Regions from separate parts of the Homo sapiens genome. Here region 2 is linked to region 1. Evidence: read pairs that join two places in POLR2A ChIA-PET (ENCODE). Cell type or tissue: MCF 10A. All regions are shown on one strand.

Evidence for each region. Peaks named below come from ENCODE experiments on the same cell type or tissue, not always from the same donor. Only the 100,000 strongest peaks of a DNase experiment are listed, where the experiment ranks them.
Region 2: POLR2A ChIA-PET joins it to region 1 with 5 read pairs; 2 of 35 experiments call an interaction of 5 or more read pairs at or near these places.

The regions. Positions count from the first base shown.
Region 1 is chr22:31,247,893-31,252,892 of GRCh38, reverse strand. The region is part of intron 2 of LIMK2 (LIM domain kinase 2); the gene reads right to left. Among named protein-coding and RNA genes, the nearest start is that of LIMK2, 38 kb to the right of the region's middle. RefSeq lists enhancers at 3,620-4,509, 4,510-5,000. In MCF 10A, no CTCF peak of the experiment used is centred here; a DNase peak (open chromatin) is centred at 4,572.
Region 2 is chr22:30,839,424-30,844,423 of GRCh38, reverse strand. All of the region lies in intron 2 of OSBP2 (oxysterol binding protein 2), which reads right to left. Among named protein-coding and RNA genes, the nearest start is that of MORC2-AS1, 80 kb to the left of the region's middle. In MCF 10A, no CTCF peak of the experiment used is centred here; DNase peaks (open chromatin) are centred at 1,023, 2,913 and 3,533.

The sequences.
Region 1 (5,000 bases):
TTTACCATCTGTGTCACCCAAGGCCAGTTACTTCATGACTCTGAGCCTCAGTTTCCTCACTTGTACATTGCTAATAATATCTTATGGGGTTATGAGAATTAAATTATGTACAGATGTCTTGCATGATGCCTGGCTCACAGAAGGTAGCCAGTAAGTGTTCATTTCTTTCCCTCCCCAATTTGAGACCACCAAGGGCAAATGCAGACAGACCCCTTTTTCTCCTATGCCTAGCAATATGGACCTGCTTCTCAGCCCAGAATGAAACAGATTTCTGTAAGTGAAAAAGAAAGGTCCTAAAATGACCTTTATTTATCTATCCAAATAGAAATCAACTTTTTTTTTTTTTTTTTAAGAGACAGAGTCTTACTCTGTCACCCAGGCTGGAGTGCAGTGGCACAATCATTGCTCACTGTAGTCTGACCTCCCAGGCTCAAGAGATCCTCCTGCCTCAGCCTCCTGAGTAGCTGGGACTACAGGTGCACACCACCATGCCTGGCTAATTTTTTATTTTTTGTAGAGACAGGGTCTCCCTATGTTGCCCAGGCTGGTCTTAAACTCCTGGACTCAGGTGATCCTCCAGCCTTGGCCTCCCAAAGTGCTGGGATTACAGGAAGGAGCCACCAAGCCCAGCTGAAATCAATTGATTCTAATAGATTTCTAATAATTAGGAAATAGTTACTGTGCATCTAGGATGTGTAAGAACAAGCAGGCAAGGTGCTGTGCTGAGAGAAGCCAAGTGAGATAAGATAGAGGCCCAGCCCTCACTTACATCCAAATTCTTCAGACAAAAATGTTTACAGGTAAATTCTCAACCTTATGGGGTAAAAGAACCAGTCATTATTGCAGTGGATTTACACATGTTAAAGCATAAGCCCTCCCATGTCCTGAGGAAGGCCTGGCTGGATGGTCATCCCTTAACCTCCCAGTGAACAGCCAGTTGTAGAGAAGCTTCTTTCAGCCCCTAGCCTCTGAATTGAGTGGGCTGAAGGAGAGAATGGGAAGCTCCCTCCACCACAGCCTGAGGGCACCTGGAGAGCACCACAACTGGGGATGCCAACTTTTCCCCAGGGCCCAGAAGGGCAGATATGACAGGGGCCTAGAGAGACTCTGTTCCATAAGAGCTCAGTCAAAAATCCCTTTATTACTCCTCCTTCCTGCAGATCCTATAGACTGAAACAGTCTGCCAATTAAGCTGTAATTATTATGGAATATGTTATTGTTGTTTTAAAAAATTAACCAAACACATAATGAAGCCTACGAACAGCAAGAAATAAGTGTTGCTAGAGTGCACTGATTCAGTTCCAACCAAAAACCAGGAAGACTGTAGTTTCAAGTATTTTGTGTAGTTGTACTGCAGTTAAAGACAGGGCCTCCATTATTTGGCAAATAATGGAAAAGAGCTTGTGTGCCTCTGAGGAGCCACATAAGTTGCAGAGCTGGGAACCATTCACCTGATCCAAGTCCTTCATTTTTCAGATAAGGAAAAGAGTCCCAGAGGACCTAAGGCACCTGCCAAAGGTTACTGTGAAGCTGGGCAGAGTTATGCATAATTTTTTCCCTTTAAACATGGATTGCTTTGGAACACAAAGGTTCATTTGTTTTCTTCAAGAGATAATGTGTAAACCCAAGCTCATTAAATCAGTATTGGACATTAAGTGAAATTCTATAAAAAGAAAAATGCTTTAAAGATGTCCGACAAAAGCCACTCCCTAATTTACCTCTTTTGTAAATTCCAATTTGAGGTATTTTCTTACTTGGAAGCACAGTGGTAATTGCAGCTCACTTCTCACGCTAGTGTGGTAGGAAAGACAGTGCATTCTCTGCTGAGTATGTATGGCCTGTCAGGCAGGGGTGTATGGGACACAGAAGTTGTATTCTTCATTCCCTTGCTCCCTCTTCCTCCCTCACATGTCACGCCTGATCATGTCCCCATGGAATCTGGTTGCGTCACTTTCCTTGCAACCACAGCCCCAGAACTCCCATAGACTTTGTACTCCCCCAGAGGCCTAGGGTCAAGAACTTAATTTGTTTCACAGAATCCAGCAAGGACCCTGTTCAGGAGCCCAAGAAGTCTAGCTTCTACTTTCTGCCAAGGATGAAACTGAGGCCCAAAGAGGAGCCCTTGAGGATATCCTATAATAAAAGAGGGAGGGGCTAATGGCAGAAACAGCTTTCTGACCAGGTAGTGATGTGGTAACGGATACCTGGGAGAGCAGAGGGTCTGGGTGGTCCCTCCCTGGGGGGAAAGAGCCCTGTGTGGCAGCTATCTCTTCAGAAGTGACTTCAGGAATGTGGCCTCTTATTTGGGGAAGGGAAGAATGTCTACGAAAGTCAGTCAGTACCCCCCAGACTCTAGCTGGGCAAACGGAGCTTGGGGGTAGGGGCAAGAAGATCAGGTTCTCCAGAAAGCCTGGGACAGAACAAGACAAACGGCAGGTGGACTTGGGTGGCATTAGTGGTCTGGCCCTTAAAGGTTCAGGTTGAGAGTTCACTATCTGCTCTAGCTTCTCCTCTTCCTGAGAAGTTGTGTCCTCCCTGGCTTCCCTGCCTCTCCAAGGGTAAAAGGGGTATAGTTCCTGGCTCCTAAAGGAACAACCCTTCTCCTAAGCTGCCTTCCCAGGATTAAGAGAAATTAATGAGGACCTGAAATGTGGCTACTTCAACACTTGGCATCTTAATTCCACATGTAAAAGCTTTCTCCTAAACTCAAGATCAATTTCCATTGGCTCTTTAGAAAACAATCTCAGCCACACCTTCAACAAGTCAGGCAAACTATCCCTTTTTTTACTCTCTGCTAGGAGAGGAAAACAAACCTGAGAATTTCCTCTCCACTAGGAGAAGAAAACAAACCTGCAGCCCCCTGAAGGATGAGAGAAAGTCAGGAAGACAGAAAAAGCTGCCCAGTGAGGCTCCATATGTTAACTCTGTTGAAACTGGTTGCCTCATCTGTAAAATGGGGATATATAATCTCTTTAGGCTGTTGAGAGATTAAAGGATAAAGTGTCTAGCAGGGCGCTTGGTAGAGTCAGCATTGAGGACCAGTTCCCTTCCCCCTTCCCCCTGTCCAGACACTTCCCAGCAATCTACCAGGGTCCGGTCATTCCACAAAACCACATGGTGCACTGCTTTTCTGCCCAGGGCCTGGCCACCTGACTAGTATCCCGGCAGCAAGATCTGGGCACTGGACCTAGCTTAGAGAAGCCAGAAGGGAAAAGTCGACCAGGACCACTGGTGAGGGGGAGGCAGCCTTTTTGGAACAACAGGCTGCTCCCAAAGAATGAAAACAAACCCCACCCTAGCCTGGAATGGCTCCATTCAGAAGGGACCCAGAGGGCCAGAAACCCCCTGGGGAGTTTCTATGGGAGGTGGAGTGGGGCAATGAGCAAAGAAAGCCAGGTTAGAGGTAGAGTTTCCACATCTCCCTCTGAGAAGCCCCACAGAGAGAGGCTCGTGGAGGTACTTAGGCCTAGGGACTGAGGAGGTGTGGGGGCTGGCCCAGCAGCTCAGGAACACTCTAAAGCCCATTGCTCCAGTCTTAGAAGCACTCGCCCAGGTCTTTCCCCAGCAACTACATTCACCTGGGAGCTCAGAAGCCCTTCAAGGCCAGAGGCAAATGTGCCTGCCATTAAGAGAACAAACGTTTATAAGGTGCCTACTGTGTACCAGGCTACCCACACCCAGGACTTGCCAGTTTCCACAGTTTGGCAAAACCTGCCCATCCTGCTTGTTGGGACAAATTCCTGGGCAGGCAGCATGGCCCGCAGGTAAGACATGTGAGAGCTGGAAACAGCACTCTATTTGGGCTATTCCCCCCGGAAGCAGTAACATCTACAATGGGCAGGTCAGTGGCATCTTTTGGAGGCTCCTTCAGGTTTGTCTGGGATAGAAGGGGAGCTGGAGCTCCCTAAGAAGTTCCTTCTGGGTATATCCCTCCCCTCACCACTTCCAGGACATAATGGGGGTACCTCACAAGGCCGATTCTCCTTGGGTATAACCTCCGCTGGCTTCTGCCCGGCAGAACCGATGGTAAAGGACTAAGTGAGAAGGAGATTTAGGGAGACCACCCTCCTCTCAGGACCAGGGGCCAGGAGAGATGGAGAGGGGAACTCGGAGACCAACTCACCGAAACAGGTCTCTGGAGGTGAAGTAAGCCGGGACTGACAAGTAACTCCCCATCTTCTTCCCACACCAGATAGACAGGCTCAGCTGCAAATCCGTCTGTGACTGCCTCAGGCCGGCTGTAGATGGCCACCATGACAGGCCCGGGGCTCCCGGCACCTCTGGCTGCAGGCAGGCTGCCCTGAGCTCACCTCTCCCTCCGGAGCAGCTGCGGGAGCCTGAGGACTCCAGGCCACTTGGCCCCCAGCAGATTCCCACAGGGGCTCATGGCTGGGATGGCTCCTCCCTAGTTCTCAGAAGCTCAGGCGGCCCCTCTGGACTCCGAGAAAACGACCTCTCTGTGGAGGCTACACACACACTGGCATTCTTGAGCAGGGGCCGGTGACTAGCTAAGAAAGAAGCGCTGCTGTCAAGTTAGCCTTCTTCTTCAGTCCCACCCCTGAATGAGGGAGGGAGGGAGGAAGAGGAGGGGCTCCCGCAGAACCGAGGTGTGTGGTTGGAGCAGCTGTTAGGAAACAGACCTTGCAGGCAAGGGGTGGAGCTGGGCTGGATCGAGGCTGCAGGCAGGCGCTGCAGACAATAACTGGGACCAATTGAGCGTCCATCCTGAGCTCAGGGAAGGGCAAGGCAGGATAGAGTGTGAACATATCTGGCCCCAGATGTCCTCAAGCAGAGGAGCTGCCTACAGGACAGTAATTCTGCTTGGAGGTGGAAAAAAAAAAAAAGCAGAGGATGCCAGGTCCAGGAAGAGCCACACCAGACGGGGGGACCTCTGGTAGGAGAGACAGGTCCAGAGAGCCATCCTAGCTCTGAGCTGCCATCTGTTCTGTCCTGGCACTAGGGCTCCCATTCATTCCCTCCCTCTGCCTGTCCTGGGGACA
Region 2 (5,000 bases), 410 kb after region 1:
AGATCTAGCTAAGATAATAGATGAAGGTGGCTACATTACACAACAGGGTTTCAATGTAGATGAAACAGTCTTCTGTTGGAAGAAGATGTCATCTAGGGCTTTCATAGCTACAGAGGAGAAGTCAACGCCTGACTTCAAAGGACAGGTTGGCTCTTCTTAGGGGACAATGCGGCTGGTGACTTTAAGTTGAAGCTAATATTCATTTACCATTCCAAAGACCCTAGGGCCCTTAAGAATTATGCTAAATTTGGCCAGGCGCGGTGGCTCATGCTTGTAATCCTACCACTTTGGGAGGCCAAAGCGAGCAGATTGCTTGAGCACAGGAGTTCGAGACCAGCCTGGGTGACACAGTAAAACTCTGTGTCTACAAAAAATACAAAAGTAAGCTGGGCATGTTGGTGTACACCTGTGGTCCCAGCTACTCGGGAGGTTGAGGTAGGAAGATCACCTGAGCCCAGGAAGGTGAAGTCTCCAGTGAGCTGTGATCCCTCCACTGCACTCCGGCCTGGGTGACAGAGTAAGATCTTGTCTCAAAAAAAAAAAAAAAAAATTGTTTGAGACAGGGTCTCACTCTATTACCCAGGCTGGAGTGCAGTGGCACGATCCTGGCTCACTGCAACCTCCAACTCCTGGGCTCAACTGATCCTCCCACCTCAGCCTTCCAAGTAGCTGGGACTACAGGCACACACCACCATGCTGGGCTGATTTTTATTTTTTATTTTGGTAGAGATGGGGTTTCACTATGTTGCCCAGGCTGGTCTTAAACTCCTGAGCTCAAGTGATCTGCCCTCCTTGGCCTCCCACAGTGCTGGGATTACAGGCATGAGCTACAGTTCCTGGCTGAATTATTCTAAATTTATTCGGCCTATGCTCTATAAATGGAACAATGAAGCCTGAATGACAGCACACCTGTTTATAGTGTGGCTTATGGAATATTTTAAGCCCACTGTCAGGACCTATTGCTCAAGGGGGAGGGGGGAAAGATTCCTGAAAACGTACTGTGGCTTCCAGCAGGGTCCCTGGGAGCACTGCCAGTTTGGCAAATGAAGCTTGCAAAATACTGGACAATGTGGGAGCCTGGCTTCAGGGCGTCTACGAATTTGCCACCAATGGGGTCTCTGGAAATGATTCACTCTCTTAGACACCATTAAGAACATTGGTGATTCATGGGAGGAGGTCAAAATATCAACATTAACAGAAGTTTGGAAGAAGTTGATTCCAACCCTCCAGGATGACTTTGAGGGGTTCAAGACTTCAGTGGAGGAAGTAACTGCAAATGTAGTAGAAATAGCAAGAGAATCAGAATTAGAAGTGGAGCCTCAAGATATAACTGAATTGCAGGCCGGGTGCGGTGGCTCACACCTGTAATCCCAGCACTTTGGGAGGCTGAGGTGGGTGGATCACTTGAGGTAAGGAGTTTGAGACCAGCCTGGCCAACGTGGTGAAACCTCGTCTCTACTAAAAATAAAAATAAAAATTAGCCAGGTGTGGTGGCACACTCCTGTAATCCCAGCTGCTCAGGAAGCTGAGGCAGGAGAATCGCTTGAACCCAGGAGATGGAGGTTGCAGTGAGCCGAGATTGCGTCACTGCACTCCAGCCTGGCTGGATGACAGAGCCAGACTCCTTCAAAAAAAGAAAGAAAGAAAGAAAGAACGAACTGAATTGCTGAAATCTCATGACAAAACTTGAACGAATAAAGAGTTGCTTCTTACGGATGAGCAGAGTGGTTTCTTGAGATGAAATCTAATCCTGGTGAAGATGCTGTGAACACTGTTGAAATGATAACAAAGGATTCAGAATATTACATCAACTTAGTTGAAAAAGCAGTGGCAGGGTTTGAGAGGATTGATTCCAATTTTGAAAGAAGTTCTACTGAGGATAAAATGCTATCAAACATGGCACAGAGAAATCGTTTGTGAAAGGGAGAGTTGACTGATGTGGCAAACTTCAGTGTTGTCTTATTTTCAGAAATTGCTGCAACCACCCCAACCTTCAGCAATCACCACGCTGATCAGTCACCAGCCATCAACATCAAGGCAAGGCCCTCCACCAAGAAAAAAAACTGGCTGAAGGCTCAATGATTGTTAAGTTGTTAGTAATAGAGGGTTTGTTTTGTTTTGTTTTTGAGACAGGGCCTTGCTCTGTCGCCCAGACTGAAGTGCGATGGTTCATTGCATTGTTCATAGTTGGCTGCATTCATAGTTCACTGCAGCCTCAAACTCCTGAGCTCAAGGGATACTCCCACTTCAGGAGTTCGAGACCAGCCTGGGTGACACGATAAAACTCTGTGTCTACAAAAAATACAAAAGTAAGCTGGGCATGTTGGTGCACCCCTGTGGTCCCAGCTACTCGGGAGGTTGAGGTAAGAAGATCACCTGAGCCCAGGGAGGTGAAGGCTCCAGTGAGCTGTGACCTCTCCACTGCACTCCAGCCTGGGTGACAGAGTAGGACCCTCTCTCAAAAAAAAAAAATTGTTTGAGACAGAGTCTCACCCTATTACCCAGGCTAGAATGCAGTGGTTCAATCCCAAGTAGTCAGGATTACAGGTGCATGCCACAACTCTCAGCTATTTTTTTTTGTTGTTTTTGGTACAGACAAGTTCTCACTATGTTGCCTGGACTAGTCTCAAACTCTTGGCCCCTGATCCTTCTGCCTCAGCCTCCCAAACCACTGCAATGAGAGGTGTGAGCCACCATGCCAGGTCTACAATAAAATATTTTTAAGTGAAGATATATACATTGTTTTTTAGACATAATGCTATTGCTCACTTACTAGAGTACAATATAAACATAACTTTAATATGCATCAGGAAACCAAAAAATTCATGTGACGCACTTATTGCTTTATCTGGAACTGAATCTGCAATATCTCCGAGGTATGACTGTATCTACGTCACGGAATCTTACTCAACAGTACAAAGGAGAGAAGTACTGATACATGTAGCAACACGCATAAGCTCTGAAAACATTATGCTAATTGAAAGAAGCCAGTCACAAAGGTTGTACATTATGTGGTTTCATTTGTATAACATGTCCAAAGTAGGCAAACCTATAGAGACAGAAAGTAGACAGCAGTTGCTTAGGGTTGAGGGGTCAGGAGAAATGGGGATTGACTGCTAACAGGTATAAGATTTATTTCAGGAGGGATAAAAATGTTCTAAAATTGAGTGTAACGATGGTTTGCCTAGCCTTGTAAATATAGTAAAAGACATTGTACACTTTATTTTTTATTATTTATTTTTTGTTTTTTTGTTTTTGTGAGACAGAGTCTCACTCTGTCACCCAGGCTGGAGTACAGTGATGCAATCTCAGCTCACTGCAGCCTCCGCCTCCCGGGTTCAAGTGATTCTCATTCCTCAGACCCCCAAGTAGCTGGGGTTACAGGTGCCCGCCATCACACCTGGTTAATTTTTGTATTTTTAGTAGAGATGGGGTTTCATCATGTTGGCCAGACTGGTCTTAAACTCCTGACCTCAAGTGATCCACCTGCCTGGGCCTCCCAAAGTCCTGAGATTACAGGCATGAGTCACCTCGCCTAGCCCACGTTGTACACTTTAAATGGATTATGTGGTGTGTGAATTATATCTCAAGAAAGCTGTTAAAAAAAAAAACACTAAAACTAGCATGTATGCAGCACTTTGTATGTGCCAGGGCTTTACATTAATTATCTCATTAAGTCCTCCCACCCACCATACAGAAAGGAACAAATAGGTAAGATTTATTAAGCATTTACTTTGTGCCAGACACTATTCTGAGTTATTTCCCCATATCAACTCTTTCACTTCTTGCCTTATTATCAATCCCATCTTACAGATAAGACATAGGTTTGGAGAGGCTATGTTACATGTACACATCTGGTAAGGGGCAGAGCTAAGTCTGAACTCAAGTGGCTAACTGAGATTTTACCACTCCCCACCCCATCTCCCTCCCATCTCTTTAATGAAGTGGTTCTCAAATTGTAATCACTGGACCAGCATCATCTGGGATCTTGTTAGAAATGCCAATCTTCCAGCTCTATTCTAGAGCTAATGAACAAGAAAAAACCTTGAGGGTGTAAGGTGTAAGGAAGGGATCCAGTTTCAGCTTTCTTTTTTTTTTTCCTTTTTCTTTTTTTTTTTAACAGGTTTATTTAATAAACATTTATTGAATGCCTGCTATATACCAGGGTTTGTTTGCAACAAGATGCACTTTAAGTTTCTTTCTTTTTTTTTTTTATTACACTTGAAGTTTTAGGGTACATGTGCACATTGTGCAGGTTAGTTACATATGTATACATGTGCCATGTTGGTGCACTGCACCCACTAACTCGTCATCTAGCATTAGGTATATCACCCAATGCTAAAAAAGAAAGTTGAAAAAAAAAAAAAAAGAAAGCTGAAACTGGATCCCTTCCTTACACCTTATACAAAAATTAATTCAAGATGGCTTAAAAGACTTAAACGTTAGACCTAAAACCATAAAAACCCTAGAAGAAAACCTAGGCAATACCATTCAGGACATAGGCATGGGCAAGAACTTCATGTCTAAAACACCAAAAGCAATGGCAACAAAAGCCAAAATTGACAAATGGGATCTAATTAAACTAAAGAGCTTCTGCACAGCAAAAGAAACTACCATCAGAGTGTACAGGCAACCTACAAAATGGGAGAAAATTTTCGCAACCTACTCATCTGACAAAGGGCTAATATCCAGAATCTACAATGAACTCAAACAAATTTACAAGAAAAAAACAACCCCATCAAAAAGTGGGCAAAGGATATGAACAGACACTTCTCAAAAGACATTTATGCAGCCAAAAGACACATGAAAAAATGCTCATCATCACTGGCCATCAGAGAAATGCAAATCAAAACCATAATGAGATACCATCTCACACCAGTTAGAATGGCAATCATTAAAAAGTCAGGAAACAACAGGTGCTGGACAGGATGTGGAGAAATAGGAACACTTTTACACTGTTGGTGGGACTGTAAACTAGTTCAACCATTGTGGAAGTCAGT